Linked DNA regions of Mus musculus: region 1 is linked to region 2. A link is a loop called in an ENCODE intact Hi-C map of the cell type or tissue named here. Cell type or tissue: heart. All regions are shown on one strand. Each heading gives the region's core, and the rest is flanking DNA. Links, peaks and the distances in the headings are about the cores only.

Region 1 (9,772 bases), core at 2,527-7,526, 110 kb after region 2:
GCTATGTAGTGAATCCCTGGTCTCAAAACAAACAAACAAACAAAAAAACAAAAAAACAACAACAAACAAACAAAAACAGATGAAGCAAAGAGCAGACCACCCTGGGCACTGTGACTGTGTAGGAGATGATGTTTCATCCTGAGGGTAGTGGGTCATAAGAAAGGGGATTAAGGCAGGGGTGGGGGAGGGGATAAACAGGCTTTATGACTAAGAGTTACCTTCTCTGCTATGCTCCAGACAGCAAGATATTGCCTAACACCTAAGGACTCAATGCAAAAGGAATCAAAGGAAAAACGGGCTCCCTTGCTCAGCAGAGACAGGGCAAGGCTTGGATTCTACCCCTTTGCAACCAAGATGCAGTTTTACAACTTGAAAAGTCACTTAATCCAGGTGCCAGGATGAGGTGGGGCACTGCAGGTGGGGCCTGGCGGTGAGGCCTGTCCTGCAGGGCACCAGGAGCTGCAGTCTGCCAGCTGCTACCCATGTCACAACTCCTCCTCCCGCTCCACTGGCTGTGCTCAGCACCTGGACACCCCCTCCTTTTTCCAGTCTTCCTCTCAGGGGAGGAGAGAGCTGGGCAGGGACGGGAGCCACGAGTTTCCTCCACCCACTCCCACACAATAGAACCTGTAACAGATGGAGAAGACAACAGGCACCCAGGTTCCTGCAGGATCCCCTCCCCTGCCAGGCCTTCAACTCCGTGAAGAAGTGCATGTCTGTGATCCCAGCATTTAGGAGGTAGAAGATGGTGGGTCTCTGTGAGTTCAAGGCCAGCCTGGTCTGTATAGGGAGTTCCAGGAAAGACAGGGCCACACAAAGAAACTCTGTCTCGAAAAACCAAAAAAAGAAATAGGGTAAGGATGTACCCCAAGGAGCAGAGCCCTTGCCTAGGAGAGCCCTAGGTTCAATCTCCAACAACACATGAACTAGACATGATGGTGCCCACCTTCAACCCCTGCACTTGGGAGACAGAAGCGGAAGGTTCAGAGACTCATGGTCGTCTTTAGGTTATAGACCCAGTTTCAGGGAAAGCCTGGGTTATATGAGACCCACATGATGGAGACAAAGAACTGACCACCTCAGGCTGTTCTCTGCCCTCCACTCAAGTCCTCTGAGGCATGCTGCCCAAACAGACTGAATAAATCGCATGGAATTTTTAAAAAAGATTTATTTATTTATTTATTTATTTATTTATTTATTTATTTATTTATCTCTTGTATGTGGGCACACTGTCGCTGACTTTAGACACACCAGAAGATGGCATCAGATCCCATTACAGATGATTGTGAGCCACCATGTGGTGGCTGGGAATTGGATTCCAGACCTCAGTGCTCGTAACCACTGAGCCATCTCTCCAGCCCCACATGCAATTTTAGTTCTTTATTCACTCTTTTCTGACAACTTGAGAAAGCTGTACATTGGCCAGGAATTGAACCTGGGCCTCCCGGGTGGCAGGCAAGAATTCTACCACTGAACCACCAATGCTTCACTCCACATGCAATTTTTTTTTTAGATTTATTTATTTATTATATGTAAGTACACTGTAGCTGTCTTCAGACACTCCAGAAGAGGGGGTCAGATCTTGTTACAGATGGTTGTGAGCCACCATTCCACATGCAATTTTAAAAGAAAGAATATTCTTGGTGTCAGAGGAAGCCTAAGCATTACATATAGGGACAGCTGGGGACCAAAGCAGTCGTTGAGGTCTCACAACACCTCTGTGAGATGCTCTGATTTCATCCATAGCCCAGAAGTGGAGAAACTAAGAGAGGAATCTGCCTGTTTCAAACTCCCACAGCTGGCAGGTGGTAGGGGTGGGGCTGGAGTCCTGTGTCATCTGCTCCTTTCTTTGTACCTTATAGGAGCTTGAGCAGAGGACATGCGGGGGCCACGAGGAGAGGAGAGGGCAGGAGGTGAGGCCAGGTCATGGGTAGCAGGGTTGCTTTGGTGAGAAGTACAGTTTTACCCAGAGAGCACTGAAGAGCCATTCAAGGGGTGTGGCTGAAGAGGTGACTGAGACATCTGTCTATTTTCAGAAGTGCACTTCATTTATTTATTTTATTTTGAGGTGTGTGTGTGTCTCAAGACAGGATTTCATTGTGAATCTCTGGCTGTCTTGAAATTTACTATGTAGACCAGGAACTTGCAGAGAGCCTTCTGCCCCTCTGCCTCCCAAGTGATGGGATAAAAGGAATGGGCCACTATGCCCAGTTTAGAGGTGCGTTTTAGAGAAAGACAATCTGGGAGGAACTTGGTACAAAAATCTAATAGAGGTGCTGGTCAGATGGTTCAGCAGTTAAGAGCACCGACTGCTCTTCCAGAGGTCCTGAGTTCAGTTCCCAGCAACCACATGGTGGCTCACAACCATCTGTAATGGGATCTGATGCCCTCTTCTGGTGTGTCTGAAGACAGCGACCATGTACCCACATATATGAAATAAATATGGCCGGAGCAGGGCTGGAGCAAGCGGGGCTGGAGCAAGCGGCACCGGAAAAATTTAAACACACGCACAAATCAAAAACAAAATAAAACAAAGGAAAAAAAAATTCAAGAGAAAGAGCAGTGCCTGAGGCAGATGAGATGTTTTCCCAGGTAAATGTACTTAGGGCTAAGGGATAAAGGCTTGACCCCGTAGGTATGGACCCGTATGGACCCATACTCACCCCTCCAACTCTCTCCTCTCTCTCTCTCTCTCTCCAAACACACATGCCTCTAGGAATAAAAAGATCTGGGCCGGATGGAGCTTAATTGCTGCACTTTGGATGTGTCTGGAGGAGGAAGGTTCTAGGTCACCCTCCTTCTGCTACACGTGGCCAGCCTGTGCTTATTAAGAGGTGGAGAGGAAGGGGTACACTGGGGAGACACCAAGCAAACATTGGGGTTCCAGTGGGGACCAGTTGGCTCTTGCAGATGAAATGGGGGGAGGAGTGAAAGGTGGTGTCCCTGGTGGCTTCCATACTGCGGAAAGAATGTGGTAATTGTTCTTTGCAGTAGTTCAGAGTGGGGACCCTCACTCGCCCGCCACCTGCCTAGCTTACCCAACAAGATGCTTTATTCTCCAGACGTTCATGTGCATCCCTCAGCCATTTGTGTATGCATTCAGCCACCTTAATGGATCACTGAGTGGATGCTGGCTGCTGGGCTGGGAGCTGGGGAGACATCATTAGCGGTACACTGCTTACAGCCTCGGGTATGGATTGGAAGTCTGGCTTTGCAGCCGACTTGCGGTGAGTCCTGGCTCGACCTTCAGCTTACTATGACTTAAGGCGAGTGATGGGACCTTTTGGGTTCTTTTTGTCATCTGTAAGATGGGGACGTTAATGGCACCTATATGGCTAGAGTGGAGTGTTAGCTGTCATTGTTTCCTTTTCAGGAAGGAGACAGATCCCACAACACACTTTAACCGTTTCAGTTCGACAGTGATAAATATTCCAATGAAGCCCATAGGGACTGGAGGGAAGGACAGGCTTCCTAGAGTGATAGTCAGCTGACCTAGGCTAGCCTGGGCTCCGCTGCTAGGGAAAGCAGGAGGTCATAAGTCTAGTGCTAGAGGGACAGAGAGGAGGTAGGATGGGGGAGGGATGGGGGAGGGCTGGGGGAGGGGGGCTGAGCGATCAGGGTTTCTGCTACTTTGCCTCTTTGAACCTCAAGGCAGGGAAGTGGGTTAGAGAGACACACTGCCCCATTTTACAGAAAAGACACTAAGGGCCAGATTGCACAGTGACTTAGCAGGTCTGTCTGTGAGGTGGTGGCTTAGGGGGCTGGAAGAAACAGGCCTGAGAAGAGAGGCCTTTGTCCCAGGGCCTGCTGGGATGAGAAAGGCGCAAGCTGGAGCTGCAGATGACCACCAGCAGCTGTGGTGGCCAGGACCACATTCCTTCCCCTGGCAGTGGGGCAAGTCCAGGCTTCAGCAGGGGCCTGGAATTCTCTTCTGGTCTTAAACCAAAACAAAAGAAAACAAAACAAAACCAAGGAACTTTAGTCCACATTAAGTTGTGCTGTGACTTCAAACAGATACAGCTCTGAACTGTCCTTCCTGGCCCTAGATTCCCACCCCCCACCCCCACCCCGCCCCAAGTCCCCAGGATAAACCTCCCAGCAGTGGGACTTCTGGGAAAGAAGAGGAAGTCTGGAGTTGGAGTCCAGACTTTGTGGTGAGTCTTGGCTCAGCTTCTCCAACTTGCTGTGTGACCTCATGCAGGTCATTAGCCCTCTCTGGGTCCACCAAACTGAAGGAAGGGAGGGTGGGATGATATAAGTGGGGTGGGAGTCCAACAACTGGCTCCAGCCAGCTGCAGCAGCTTTGTCGATCTCCAAGTTGGAGTTCTTGGGCCTGGTTTTTTTTTTTGGGAGGGGGGGCAGGGGGGGCAATTGGTGGGGGTTGCTATTGGTGGTGGTGTCTGGAAGCAGGAGACAGACAGCCTTTCATCCTTGCTGGCCCAGGGTCTGGGGGCAGGTTGGCAGGCTCCATATCCCGAGATCACGTTTCAAGCAAGAAGGGGCCTTCCTGTGACCTCAGCCGGCCAGCCTTGTCCCTGCCTTCCTCCTCCATCCACACCAGCCGGGAGACAAGCAGCATCCCACCCAAGGTCACTGGCCAGCAAGTGGCTGTCCTTCTGCCTGCCCTTCCCTCCCCTCCCGCTGGAGCCAGCCCCCACCCCCGCAGCAGCTTCCCCCTGCAAAGCCCTGGTCTCCTGGGCCATTAGGAATCTGCCAGGCGAGGCGTGGTCTTCTTCCTCCCTTTTGCTTCTTGGCTTGCTTTCCCAGCTCTGCAAAAGCCTCTGGGTGCGTGTACAGGAACATTCTTCTTTAAAAAAAAAAAGAGGAGGGGTTGGGGGACCTCAAAGAGAGAGAGAGAGAAAGAGAGAGAGAGAGAGAGAGAGCTCTGGTTTGGGTAGAAAATCAACCGGCTCCTTAATCCTTGCCTGCAACCTCTGCCTTCCCAGCCAGCCTGTTGGCTCTAGGCCCTGGAAAGAAGGCTCGGCTCCAGCAAGAGGCCTAGACCTGTCCCCCGCCCGCCTGCCCGCCTGCCCGCCCTCATCCTTGCCACCTCCTTCTCTTTCTGGGGTCCGCGTGTCTTTTGGAACCTGCAGGGGCTCAGCAGGGCTGAGAACATGTGGGAGCTGCAGAGGGGGCTGGTGGGAGATCTCATGGCCCTGCCCACTTGGCCATTTTCTCCAGACCAGAGGTTACAGGATCTGCATTGCTCACCCTAGCCCAGCCCATCCTTCCTCTTCCTGCCGTCAGTTGTTTCTCTATGAATCACTCACTGGTCTCTCCACTGCCAGTTCCCCCAGGGCCATCACCTATATGTTCCTATCACTGCTGTTGCCTTGTACAGGACTTGTCTGCTCCTGCTCCTGCTCCTCCTCCCCCTCCTCCTCCTCCCCCTCCTCCTTCTCCCCCCCCCTCCTCTCTCCTTCTTTTTGGTGAGAGCCATTTACTTTTTTGTTTTTGTTTTGTTTTGTTTTGTTTTGTTTTGTTTGAGACAGGGTTTCTCTGTGTAGCCCTGGCTGTCCCAGGACACTACTCACTCTGTAGACCAGGCTGGCCTCGAACTCAGAAATCTGCCTGCCTCTGCCTCCCAAGTGCTGGGATTAAAGGCGTGCGCCTTTAATCCACCACCGCCCGGCCGCCGTTTACTTTCATATTCTAAGTCTTCGCTCTTCGGAAGCCTCAGCACGATGGCAGCCAATGCCCTACCCTTTGCTCCAGCTGAGGACGCTTTAATTATGTGGGGTTCCCACATCTGCTTCTGTGCCTTATGCGTGTCTTGAATGAATGAATGCAAACCATAAATAGATCCTCCCCAGATATTCAGAGAAATCTTGCAAAGGGCCATTTGGCAATGGCGTACCCCCATTAAAGGCCTTTGGTGCCAATGAGGAAGGTGGTGCATGCATATAATCCCAGCATTCAGGAAGCCATGGGAGTGGGACTGTCCAGAGTTCAAGGTCAGCCTCTACTATATAGCCCAGCCAGGGCTATACTAGTAATACCCCTTTCTCAAAAACAAAACAAAACAAAACAAAACAAAACAAAAAAACAATTCAGGCCAGCTCAGACCTTGGATCTGGCACAGTGGATAAGGCTGCTTGCTGCCAAGCCTGATGACCGAGTTCAACTCCCACTTGCTGGAAGGCTATGGGCCCCTCCCATTTATGATAAATTCATGTAACTCAAAACAAAAGCAAAGAGCAACCTTCCACGAGTGCGTGCCCTGCACTCTCACCAACACAAGCCTCCATCTCTGCCTCTCTAGGCATCAGCCCTGTAGAGGCTTTCTTTTCCCCAGAAAACCATTTCTCTCTTGCCCCTAGACTTCTGCCCATGCGATTCCCTCTGCCTGTATACTCTTTTACTTGCTTATGGCTCTCCCATTACCCAAGGAGTGCACAGAGATTACCATCAAAGCAAGGCGACTTCTCTCTCTCTCTCTCTCTCTCTCTTTCTCTCTCTCTCTGTGTGTGTGTGTGTGTGTGTGTGCGCGCGCGCACGCGCGTGCATGTACTGGGGGACTCAGGTAGGCTAAGCAAACTCTACCACTGAGTGACCCCACCCCATACACACCCTTTTTACTTTGTATTTTAAGAGAAAGTTTCATTAAATTGACTAGGGTAGTGTGAACTCACTCTGTTGCTTGTCCTTGAATTTGCAATCCTCCTGCTTCAGCCATGACCGCTAGGCCTCAGATGGCCTCGAACCTGCTAGAAGTGCAGGCATTCTCCACTCTGTTGCCTATTTAGAATGTGTGTGTGTGTGTGTGTGTCTGGAGATCAGGAGCTAACTTGCAGGAATCATTTCTCTCCTCCCACCACGATGAGCTTAGGGATCAAACTCAGTTCCTCGGATTTGCCAGCTACCTGGCAACCATTGAATTGTCTCTTCTTGCTTCTAATACAGGTTCCAGGTAGCCCAGGATGGTCTCAAACGTGCTATGTAAAGAGGAGGATGACCTTGAACTCTTAATCTTCCTGCCTTCATCCCTGCCCCCTCCCCCTGCCTCCCCCCTTCCCCCCCCCCCCCCCAGTGAAGGAATTATAGCACTATAGCATAAGCTACTGAGCCCACTCCCAAGGCTTTCTTTGGTTCTTCGGTATGGCTTCTTTCTCATTAAGAGACACTCTCAGACAGAGGCTGGCTAGATTGATCCTGGGTCACGGGTGCCCTGCAGAAGCCTCTACAGGAGCAGACAGCAATCTATGCTTATTAAATGAAGAGACTGGGAAAGGAGGTCAAGTTCAGGATTTGGGCTTTTTTGGGTGGGGGGAGGGGGCAGAGGATGGGTGCTGGGGAGTGAATTCAGGTCTTGCTGGGGCTAAGTGCTTTGTCCATGCTATGGCTCTGGGCTATACACCTCAGGTGCATGCAGGATTCTGAAGGCAGGAGGAAAAAAACATAACATGTTTTTGCCAAGGGAACAGAGTCAGGACAGACAGACAGATCTCTCTCCTCTCCTCAAGGCATTGAGCAGAGCCAGGTACATATGGGCATCATGTCAACTGCTGTCACTATTATCTCTTCCTTGAGCCTTTTGGTCACAGTCACATCAGACTTTTTTTGTTGTTGTTGTTTAATCTGCCATCTTCCTTAGTTCTTACCAAAGCCCAAAGAGCCAGGGATTGGTTGTTGTCCCTTTTGCTAAAGAAATGAGATGGAAGCAGGACGAACGGTTTGCTAGGGTTGCTTGCTGGTTAAGTGGCAGGCACGGGGTTTGAACCCAGGTCTCTCTAACCCTGCCGCCCACCCTTGTTCCCTGCCTGGAGCACCTGCCTGCAGGAGGAGGAAGAGAAGAGGGTGGCACATGGGCATAGTGGGAAGGCAGGGAGGCTCCACCGAGCTGGGGCCTCCGAGGGAAGCAGAGCAGCAGGCAGTTTCTAGGGCTTTCATTTCTGTCTGTCTCTTCCAAGCAGGTGAAAAACCCCACGGAGGGCCCTTCTCTCATTCCCCCTTCCCACCTCCTCCTCCCAGCTGCCTCTTCCCCCACGCTGGGAGGGGGGAGGTCAGGTATGCCGCTGGGGATGCAGGGGGGAGCTGAGTGAGGAGGTAGGGGTGCATCATTCCAGATCCTTCCCCTCTAACACCCCCCTTCCCCATCAAAGGCGCTCAGGGAGGCGAGAGCATTCCAGGTGGAAGGAATGGCGCAAAGGCAGCAGATTAAGGATGTGGAGGCGGGGAACGCCTGTGAGCCAGGCTGGAACCGAGGTTTGGGGCCCCCTGGGATTGCTCAGTGAAGAAGAACTTGCTGAGAGAGAGAGAGAGAGAGAGAGAGAGAGAGAGAGAGAGAGAGAGAGAGAGAGAGAGAGAGAGAGAGAGAGAGACAGACAGACAGACAGACAGACAGAGAGTGAGACAGAGAGAGACACATACAGAGACAGAGGAGGAGGAGAGAGAGACAGAGAGGGGAGGGGGAGAGAGAGACAGGAGGGAGGGAGAGAGAGAGACAGAGAGAGCTGTGTACCCAGCAAGAGCCAAGGCAGCAAGTGCCCAGGATGCCAGAGGAAGGGGAGCGGCAGGGACTTTCTGGCTCTGATCATGGTGCTCCCCACCCACTTCCCCACAGATAGGGTTGGGATGCAGGAGGCAGGAGAGGTGATTCTTTTGGGTCCCTCTGTTTTGTAGCTGGCAGTGCTAGTTCTGCATCAGACACAACAATGGCTCAAAGCTCTTCAAGAATTCTCACATTGCATCTTTCTCTCCCTCTACAAGATCCATATTAATGTGCTCCATTTTACAGACAAGAAAACTGAGGTATATAATTTAATGGAAATCAGAAAGCATGTTTGGGTTGTCTGGCTAGTTAGTTTTGTGGTTTTGCTCTTTTTGAGACAGTCTTAACAAAGTAGCCACTGGCCTCAAACACTCCATCCTCTTACCTCAGCCTCCCAGGGCTGGGATTGTAGGTGTCCTGCACCCAGCTCCAGACTGTGTAAGAGGCACATCTAAGAACTGATCTCTGGTCTGTTTCTACAGGTGGCAATTTTGCCTGTCAGATGGATGGGCTGTTCTCCCAAAGGGTTCCTGTCCCCATAGCAACGATGACAGGAAGTCCCTGGTGGACTGCACTTTAGAGTTTGTGCCTGCCTTATTGCCTGAATGCCTCGAGGCTTTATCATCCCTATTTCAGAGATAAGGAAACTGAGGCTCCTAGGATGGGTCTGACCTGGCTGAGATTACAGAGCTCCTAAACAGCAAAACTAGCTAGACATTCTTTTCAACTCCCCCACGGGGGAAGAGGGTCAGTTTCCTGCTCTTCTCCCGGAAATGGCAGTCCCATTGTGCTGTGGTTTTTTTGAGACAGGGTCTCACTAGGTGTCAAAGGGTGTGACACCACACCCAACCAGTTCAAGGACATTTTTTTAGAGCTCTGGGAGAGGCGCTGGGTGTGGCCTGGCCACCTGGGAGCTGCTCTAGGCATTAGGTCACTTTGATTCCAAGGGTAGAAGAGGGAGGGTTTGGCCACCCTGGGTTCAATCCTAGCTAGTACTTCCTGACTGAATGTCCTGGAGCTAGGCACTTGGCTCCTCTGTTCTTCCTTGGCCTCATGGTTAACATGAGAACAATAACAGACAAGTAGACTTGTAGGGACTGAGGTAATACATACGTGTACAGCATTTGCATTCGCATAAACTCAGCATACAGTAAGTGCTGATTAAACATTGGAGAGTATTAATATTGCTACTCTATGTAACAATACCTTTTCACAATGCAAGTTGCTTAGCTAGCTACATCATCTCCACAGGAGATGCCAAGGTTGTCATTGGACAAACAG
Region 2 (9,772 bases), core at 3,179-8,178:
TTCCCCATCACTCCCTCCAGAGCAGCTGGATGAAGCTCCCTGGCACCCCCATTTCAGTGCCGCCTTCTGTTCCCTCCAGATAGAGCACAATGCAATTGATTAAGCTACAGCTCTCTCCGTTTCAATCACATCCTCTTTCGCCCTGCCTCCCTGAGATTACAGGCCGGTCACCTTGATTGCAACTCGCTCCCGTTCACAAAACTCTTCGGTCGTTTACAAAACCATCTCCCGCCTCATTCACTCCCCCACCTGGCTCTTCTCCTCCGTGATGTGTAGATTTTACTGGCTTACGGCTCAGAGGGCGATTTTATCTCCAGGTTCCATGCTGCGGGAGGGCACCTAATTGACTGGGGGGTGGGGGTGGGGATGTTTCGCTTGCGTGGTCTAATTTGATCTTCACCACTAGGCTCTGCAGCAATGGGAGATTATAGCCATTTACAGAGAAGAAAATGAAGGTTCTGACCCTCACCCAAGGTCATTCCGTGAGATGATAGAGTCTGGGTTTGAACTCTAGGACTCACTCGTGTGTTCCACTGGCACACATGATAGAGCTGTAGGACAAAATCTAATACTGATGCAGCGAGGCTGTGGATACAGGTGTCTCCGTACTTGCTGATTGCACTCAATTGGGACTAGAGAGGTGGCTCAATGTTTAAGGGTCCTTACCACTCTTGTAGAGGACCTGGGTTCAATTCAGAGCACCCACATCTGGAAGCTCACAGCTACTTGAAACTATTTCATGGGGTTCAATGTTCCCTGGCCTCTGAGGACACTAACATGTGCATATTAACTCATGCATGCATGCATGCATGCATACATACATACACACACACACATAAGTAAAAATTAAATAACCCACCAACTTAGTCATTTGTTAATTTCATATACACCTGTTTTTGTGTTGCTCTGCTTGTAGTTTTTAATGGGCGTTGTTCTTTCTTTGTTGTTGTTGCTGTCGTTGTTGTTTTGAGATGGACCTGGTCTATGTAGTCCATGCTGGCCTTGAACTCAAAGTCCTCCTGTTTCTGTATGCATTTAGTGTTGTCTCCACTAGGCTGGTCTTGTCCAGAAAACATGACAGTAAACCATTACAACACACAGCAGCGAGGCCAGTGTAGGCGCCCATGGAGATTTCTTAGAGTATGTGGAATGAATTGGCTCTGAGGAAACAGGAGAATGAGGTCATCCCGGTTGAAAGAGTAGCACGTGCAAAGGCCCTGAGGTATAGCCGAGGGAGACTCAGGCAAATGCAAAGAACTACATATGGGATGGCAGCGAGCTTAGATGAACCAGGGCAGAATAAGGATTAAAGGCGTGTGCCACCACACCCAGCTACCGACTACTCTTCCAGAGGTCCTGAGTTCAATTCCCTGCAACCACATCGTGGCTCACAACCATCTGTAATGTGATTGGATGCCCTCTTCTGGTGTGTCTTAAGACAGCTACAGTGTACTCATAAATAAAACAAATCTTTAAAAAAAAAAAGAAAGAAAGAAAGCCAGGCAGTGGTGGCACACACCTTTAATTCCAGCACTCTGGAGGCAGAGGCAGGCGGATTTCTGAGTTCGAAGCCAGTCTGGTCTGCAGAGTGAGTTCCAGGACATCCAGGGCTACACAGTGAAACCCTGACTTGAAAAAACCAAAATTAAAAAAGAAAAGAAAAGAAAAAAGAAAGCTAGAAATCGCCTGGGCATCCACGACACACCATAGGAGACCTTTCTGAGTCCCTCTGCTCCAAAACTGAGCTGGAGGAATCCTCTGTCCACTCCTATACGTGTTTTCCTGGTACAGTTAGGAAGCCTTTCTCCCCTTAACCATTCCTAATCAGGCACTTGGCCTGGATGGCCTTGCAGTGATGCTTGCCCTCCACCTAGTGGACACTCTAGGAACTACATCCAGAAATGAAGGAAACTTTTTGCTGGGTGGGATGGTGGGGTGTCAGGTTCCAATTCCCATTTCAAGATACACAAAGTTTAATGGTGACCAAGTTCAGAGGAAAGATGGAGAAGATGACAGTTTTGGATGTGTTGGAGATCAGAGGAGGATCCAAAATCAATTGGGCGGGAATTTTTTTTTCTTTTTTTGTTTCTTTCTTTCTTCCTTTTTTTTTTCCTTCCTTTTATCTTTTTTTTGGTTTTGGTTTTTCAAGACAGGGTTTCTCTGTGTGTAGCTATGGCTATCCTGGAACTCACTCTGTAGACCAGGCTGGCCTCGAACTCAGAAATCTGCCTGCCTCTGCCTCCCAAGTGCTGTGATTAAAGGCGTGCGCCACCACTGCCCAGCCTCTTTTTCTTTTTTACATGACAGGATTTCACAATATCGGTCTGGCTGTCTAGGAATTTACTCTGTAGACCAGGTTGGCCTCAAGCTCACAGACATCTGCCTGCCTTTGCCTCCCATGTTCTGGGACTAAAGGCATGAACTACTACAATAGCCCTGGGCAAGTCCTTTTCAGAGGAAACAAGAAAATAAACACAGTCAGATAGGCAGCTTTAGTTCCAGCGCTCTGAGAGACAGAGGCAGGCTGCTCTTTTTTCGTTCCGGGCCAATCCAGGACTACATAAACTACATAGTAAAACTGTCTAAAAACACCAATGAAACAAGAGACAAAGACAAGCGACTAGGACTGGAGAGATGGCTTAGCAGTTAAGAGCACTGGCTGCTCTTCATTATGTAAGAACAGCAGGGCTGGTGAGATGGCTCAGTGGGTAAGAGCACCCGACTGCTCTTCTGAAGGTCCAGAGTTCAAATCCCAGCAACCACATGGTGGCTCACAACCATCTGTAAAAAGATCTGACTCCTTCTTCTGGAGTGTCTGAAGACAGCTACAGTGTACTTACATATAATAGATAAATAAATCTTTAAAAAAAAAAAAAAAAGGAACAGTAATGATGTGCACACCAGGCTAGGACGGATAGCTTTGGCTATTTGTGGGGAGGGTGGAGTGGGGTCCTGAGTTCAATTCCCACCAACCACATGGTGGCTCACAACCATCTGTAATGAGATGCCCTCTTCTGGTGTGTCTGAAGATGCTCTCAACCGCTGAGCCATCTCTCCAGCCTAACTTCTTTGTTTTCTAATGCAGCTGAAAAAGAGTGGGCATTTGAGGATTGTGAAGTTGAGGTGAACCTGGGCTACGTATGGAGAGTCCTTGTTTCAAAAGAGAGAGAGAGGTGAGAGAAGAAAAAGGGGTGGAAAGTCCCAGCCTGCTGCAGCAAACCTGTGATTCCAGCACTTGGGAGGTACAAGCAGGAGAATCAAAAAATCCAAGGTCATCCTCAGCTACATTGTAAGCTTTAGGCTAGCCTGAACTATTCGAAACCCTGTAACAAAGGGAAACAAAACGAAACAAAACAAAACCCTTATTAAAAAAAAAAAAAAAGGCTTCCAGGACAGCCAGGGCTACACAGAGAAACCCTGTCTTGAAAAAAAACCAAAAAAAAAAAAAAAAAAAAAAAAAGGCAAGCGGGGGTGGGGGTGGGGGTGGGGGGTGGGGGGTAGGAGGTGGGGGGTTGGGGGTGGCCCACGCCTTTAATCCCAGCACTCGGAAGGCAGAGGCAGGCAGATTTCTGAGTTCGAGGCCAGCCTGGTCTACAAAGTGAGTTCCAGGACAGCCAGGGCTATAAAGAGAAACCCTGTCTCGAAAAACCAAAAAAGAGAAAAAAAAGCAAGAGACAGAATTGAGTGGATGCAGAGACAGGAAATGAAGCTGCTGGAAAGTCGAATTAGGTATGAGTGGAGTGCACTACACTGACAGTGGGTTAGTGCCAAAAATGGAGATGGTGAATTATTTGAAGTCCTGGTCAGCCATGTGCTTGGCTGGGATTCTAACCCTTGGACAACAGCGTTAGAAGGCAAAATAGAGTTTTGTGGGGGGTTTTCAAAATTGTGTGTGTGTGTGTGTGTGTGTGTGTGTACAGTGTCTGTGGATACCAAAGTTTCCCCCACGCCCACCCTGCACCCGAGCTGAAATCACAATTAGTGGCAAGAAACTCTGGTCTTCTAGGAGACCAGCTGAAAGGCTGTGACCCTCCGGCCCCTGATTTGTTTTGCTTTTGAGATGGGGCTTAGGGTGAGGTGGCGGGCATGCCTCAGGCTGGCTAGGAAATATGTCATCTACATTAGCTTCAAACTCCAGCCTCCTGAACACCGGCGCTGGGATTCCAGGCACAAGCTCAGCCTCCACTTCGTGACTAGGGTAGAGGAGGGATAACAGAAGAGACAGGAGGACATCCACTCTGAACACATGGAACCACACTAGGTCACGCTTCTAGGACACATAGCTTTGACCAGGCCCGTGAACTGAGCATATCACTATACTTGATAACACCTACGGAATTATCAGTGGTGTCCCAGGCTAAGCACACACAGACAGACAACAATGTGCTGACCTACAGTTAGAGAGATAACCGAAGGCAAGCCAAGGACACACACTTACCCCCCAAGACTCGGTGGAGAGAGCCAGGACCTTGTACACCCTGATGGACACAGGAATTTACACATATGCCGTGTGACCGTCAAGGACCTTACCCTACCCCCCTCTGTCTTCTCCAGGTCCCTCACCACCTCTGGCAGGAACAAAGCTGACCTTTGCCCTGTGGCCTCTGGCCTCTCCTCCCACACCCCCTGCCCCAGAGGGAGGAGCTGTTTGAAGTCTGGGCTGCAGCTGGGGTTTCCTGTTGCCTAGAGGAATGTGGGAGGATTGTGCAGGGGAGGGGAGAGGGGCTGGTCTGAAGGAGGGTAAAGTGGGGGCCCGTAGTAGTTTTCACTGTCAGGGGGGCTTCCTGCTACCCTGATCTCCTGGACCCTAGATCTAGCCATTGCATTCGATGGCGGGTAAAGCTGGGACAGAGTGGCTCTAGTCCAGGGCACATCTTGTTCTTGGATCTGCAGCTCAGTGGCTCAGGAAAGTTCAGGAAAGCTTGTTAGGTCCCAGTTTCTTCTTGTATGGAGGAAACTGAATTACTCTATAGCAATTCAGACATCCTTTCTGGAAGCCCCAGAACCTTTGTATTCAGAGAGGGGGCACCCATCGTTTCTCCCCTTTCTATGAATCCCAGGGACTATCAGTCATTGCCGTTCTTTTGTTTTGTTTTGTTTTTTGAGATAGGGTTTCTCTGTGTAGCCCTTGCTGTCCTGGAACTCACTTTGTAGACCAGGCTGGCCTCGAACTCAGAAATCTGCCTGCCTCTGCCTCCCAAGTGCTGGGATTAAAGGAGTGTGCCACCACTGCCCGGCTGTCATTGCCATTCTTATTATAACCTAATCTCTCCTCTACCTTGCCAGTTTTCTATTTATTTATTTATTTGTTTATTTATTTATTTATTCTAGAGGGAGTCTCTCATGTAGCCCAGGCTGGCCTTGTGTACCTGTACAGCTGAAGATGACCTTAGATTTCTGATCCTCCTGCTTCCACTTTCCCTATGCTGGGGTTACAGGCACATACCATTCAGGAACCTGAGTCTATTTTATCCATGGAAACCTGGGCCTCTGACAACACAACAAATAAAGGCAAGCCCAGGTGTGCCTGGATCCCAGTTTACACGGCCTTTAAAACCTTAGGTCCCCACAGTTTTATCTTTACTTTCAAGTAATATTTCCTGGGTCTGAATATACTAGGTTTTGTCTCCAGTGAAACAAACGTGGTTGGAGGAAGCTGACCCCAGAAAGAGGAGAGGCTCTTCCTAGCTCTTCCTCAGCTTAAATCACCGGAGCAGATATGGAGATTGGACACTAGGTGGCAGCAGCATCCCGCATAATAGTTCATGTGCAGTTTGGGGGACCCCTTCCCCAACATACTTTGGAAAGGCTCCATAAGAAAAACCTGTCCCTAAATTCCAGGAAGGCTCTGCTGTGTTTTGTTTCTAGGAATCTGTAACCCTTTGGGGCTACCCACTACTTCTGCAGAGGGGACACCTGAAGCAGCCTGGAGAATTTGGAGCATATTTGGGAAATTCTACCTAACTTCTTTTTCGTGTGCCTTTTGCCACCTAACTAGCCATTCCCCCCGCCCCCTTTATGCTTTTCTTGAATATCGATTAGTCCCATCTTTCCTGGGGCTCTCTGCCACCAGTATGATCTCATCCCAACCTCTGCCTACATTTAATTCAAGCAGTAAGGGTCTTCCTATCCTTGGTAAAGGTGGGTGAGGCATTAGAGATGGGCAGACCTGGGAGTCTCTCACACCCATCAGCACTAAAGTTTGCCCTATGGGCGGCAGTTATGGCAAGACACCAAAAGTTCTGCTTGTGATGACCTCAGAGTTGAGTTTTGAAGCTACAAAGGATCGCTAAAGCACCTCCTGCTTTTATTAATGCCCGTTCTTATCATAATCAGTTCTTGGGGTTACTTTGTCTGCAAGCGAAGTGGCCCCTAGACAGAGGCCTCTCCAGCTGGCCACATGTGCCACGATGCCACATCAGTGGGTGTGCTTTTTAGAGCCTCCCCTGTTACTTGCTTTCTGGAAAAGTTTCAATTGCTCTATAGGTAGGGACTGGGAGAGATGGAGGGATGGTGAAGGTGGTGTGGATGTGTTGTTAGCATAATGTCACCATCTAAACATGTGTTGACTAGCAATTACCCTGCAAGAGCAAAGAAGGCATCAGAAGCAGGTGGATCAGGGAGTAAAGGCATTGCTAGAGAAGCTTAGGACATGGGGCAAGATGGACTAAGTTGGCAGACATTGGCCAAAGGAATGTCAGACACAGTCATGAGTTGGGATCAGCTCAGAAGCAGTCAATAGACAAGTAGCAGGGCAGTGATCACTGCATCACTCATCTGTTTCTTCTGCAAACCTTATCTACCTTAGTGCCAAGGGAGGACACATAGACACAGGGAAGAAAGATCAACAGTAAAGGATGGCGGGGACGCGGGGGGGGGGGGGTGGAGTAGAGGGAATCACCACTCTGTTACCGCCCAAGGGTTAAGGAAGGAAGGAAGCTTTGAAATTATCCAGATGCTGAATCTACCACTTTCTAATCGGGACACCTGGGCTCCGGAACTCTTATATCTAAAATAGAAATAAGGTCTCGTAGGGTTTTTTCTGCAAGGCTCCAAGGACCCCGTGCTGCCCGGGTGCTCAGTAAATGGCAGCCGCGGCAATTCTCCTTTCAGAGCTGTCCAGCCACCTCCCTGGGGGTAACAAAGCCTTCCTCAGAGGCGCACATTCCCATCTGTGGGATAGGCAAGGCAGGGGGCCCAGAGCCAGGGGCTGGAGAACAGATGTGACCTGAAGAGGAGGTAGGTGAAAGTGCTGCGCCCAACCCCCACGCCGCAGCAGGCGCTGGAGAACTGTTGAATTCCGCTCACAAACAATTGTTCAAATTCAGAAGGCATGGTATCTACACTTTGTCCAGAATTTTTTGCGCCCTCGCCGCCCGTGGACGACAATAAAAAGTAGGCGCTGGAAGAACTAAATCCAGGGCTGAGTTTGAGGCGAAGGGCCACGAAATGCGGAGGAGACTGTAGCGTTTCCAGAGCGGCTTTCTTGCCAAACGCCTCTTCTGATAGGAAAAACGTCCCCAAATTGAAAGTGTAGGTCCTCTCGTCTCTCCATGGGCCCTCTCAACGTGTTTGGGACACCCCAGAAAGTCGCAGCCCTTTTGGCTCATCCTCTGATGCCCGATTCCACTCATTTTATTCTCAGACCCCGCCCCTGCGCTACCACCCGCAACCTTGGCGCAGCCAGAGCCCCGAGTAGGGGCCTCGGAACGCCCGGAATGTTCCTAACCCTTGAGGAGGATCAGCAGTCCTAGATAAAACGGGATTCATCCGGGCCAGGGATACTCCGGCATAGGGTCCGCTCCGGGCCGCGCCGTCGGAGCAGCCGGAGTGGCCCCGCCCGCACAGCGCGCGGAGCGGCCGAACAGGGACTACAAGTCCCGGCGTGCTCTGCGCGCGCTCCCCCCTGGGGTTCCGGATGGTGAGCAGCGAAGGTAAGGCGAGCTCGCAGAGGCAACGGCGGCGGCGGCGGAGACGGAGAGAGGCAGGCAGGCAGGCAGGGCGAGGGCGAGAGACGGAGGGAGGGAGCGAGCGAGGCAGACCAGACAGACAGACAGGCGGGCGGGCGGGCCGAGCGAGCCACCCGCCAGGCTGCGCTCAGCCCCGCTCGCAGCGGAGAGAGCAGAAGGCAGGAGGAGGGAGGGGAGGAGGGAGGAGGGAGGGAGAGAGGGAATCCAGCTACCACCACCCAAAGCCAGCGTCTGCTTTCTGTCCTCATTTCCTTTTCCCACCCAGCTCGGAGAGCAGAGAAAGGCAGAGAGAGAGAGAGAAATAGAGACAGGCAGACAAACAGACAGACAGACAGAGCGGGAGGGAGGAGGGCGGCGGAGGAGGAGCAGGAGGACTACGCGGGGCGTCTTCCCTCCCAGGTTTGCAATTGGGGGGTTGGGGCGGGGGTGTCCAGGGCTGTGAGAGTGTGTGAGCGGCTGGGGAAGCGAGTGGGGCGCAGATAGCGAAGGAGTAATCGTGGTGGGGGGGACGCCGCGGGAGCGGGGGGCCGTGTCCAGCGGAGTTAGCGGCGGAGAATGTGAGCCGAGGCGCGAGCCATGCTGTCAGCGACGGCAGGCGGCTCAGGGCTCCTCTACGACTCCTCTTCCCAGCAGCCGGGCGCCCGTGTCGCTGCCGCCGGCGGAAGATAGACGCCCCCCGAAACCCCTCGCCTGGCTCGGACCCACGGAGCCGGCAGCCCAGCACTCCGGTAAGTAGCGCCTCCTGCCCAGCAATAGACGCGGTTGGGGACCGGCCGGCCAGGCTCTTTTGTGCAGCGCACTGTGGGGGGGCCCAGCGCCCCCAGTCCGGTCCGCCGGACCCCGTGGCTGCGGTGCCCGCGGTGCGATCGGTCTTTGTTTCCACCGGGGCCCGCGGCTCGGCTGGGCTCGGCTCGAAGCCTGGCAGGCAGCGCCGGGAAGGGGGAGGGGGAGGTGGACGGGGAGGGGGGGCGGGGAGGGGGGGTTCTCGGGTTTCCTGGCCGCCCCGCGGCTCCCCCGGCTCGGGGGCGAGGTGCGCGCCCAGAGCTGCCGCGCACCCCCTCCTCCTCCCCCTCCCTCCGCCTTTGGATTTAAAACTGCAATTTGCTCTCCAGCTTGCTGAGAATGTGGGGGGGGGGATGTAGGGGGACCGTGGGAGCGGAGAACAAGGCTGGATTTTAGGATAGGCGCTGGGAAAAGGGGAGACTGCGGAGGGAGGAGCCCCTCCCCTCCAGCCCCCAAATCCCAAGGTTCCGTTGGCGCTCTGGGAGTTGAGGGGCGGGGACCTAATGACCCGGAGGGGGTGTGGGGCGGAGGAGGGATTTGGGGGCGGCCTGGCCAGAGGGGTTGGGCCGCGTGCCCGGTTACCTGGCGAACAAAGTCGGCTCACTTTTGCATAAATAAATAAATAATCGTGTATCAATACGTTTCCTCTAGGGCTCTGATTGAATCGGCCCCCTCTTCCCCAGGGGGTGGGGTGCTGAGTGACAGCTGTCAGCCCCCTAGGTCGGGAGCTGGGGTGAGCTGCTGAATCTCTGCTTTCTGGCTGAGGGCGCCTTCCCTGGCTGGGTCTGGGTCCCTGGGCAGAGCCAAAGGGGCAGGGGGCTGGCTCTGAGACTAGGAGATAACCTTGTTTCCTGTTCTACAGGAAAAGGGACAGCAACCCAGAGTTTGGGGGCTGGGGACGAGGACTGATGGGAGCTGGGGGGGGGAGGGTTCCCCAGCAGCCTGACCCCCCCAGCCTCCTGCCAGGCAAAGGGGCCAGCTGAGGGAGGAAGGATGTGGGCCTTGCTGGCCGGAGGCGG

The links. Hi-C counts contacts between places; a loop is a spot of excess contacts. Peaks named below come from ENCODE experiments on the same cell type or tissue, not always from the same donor. Only the 100,000 strongest peaks of a DNase experiment are listed, where the experiment ranks them.
Region 1: a loop joins it to region 2, with 2.0 times the contacts of the local background. A loop is called at or near these places in 4 of 42 quality-filtered maps.

What each region holds. Positions count from the first base shown.
Region 1 is chr4:133,113,082-133,122,853 of GRCm38, forward strand. n-TGgcc1 (a tRNA gene) reads right to left here and starts at 1,485; the gene lies at 1,415-1,485. In heart, for the core only: a CTCF peak has its summit at 4,595; DNase peaks (open chromatin) are centred at 3,840, 4,200, 4,670, 5,090 and 1 weaker place; H3K4me3 peaks cover 829 bases; H3K27ac peaks cover 3,652 bases.
Region 2 is chr4:133,003,590-133,013,361 of GRCm38, forward strand. It overlaps Ahdc1 (AT hook, DNA binding motif, containing 1), which reads left to right and starts at 7,917. Exons shown (of 7, transcript NM_146155.3): 1 at 7,917-7,934; 2 at 8,601-8,698. It overlaps Gm36599 (a long non-coding RNA gene), which reads right to left and starts at 4,563. Exons shown (of 3, transcript XR_390813.3): 1 at 4,439-4,563; 2 at 891-1,160. In heart, for the core only: a CTCF peak has its summit at 5,735 (motif pointing right); DNase peaks (open chromatin) are centred at 4,672, 6,242, 7,152, 7,952 and 1 weaker place; H3K4me3 peaks cover 2,352 bases; H3K27ac peaks cover 2,708 bases; H3K27me3 peaks cover 695 bases.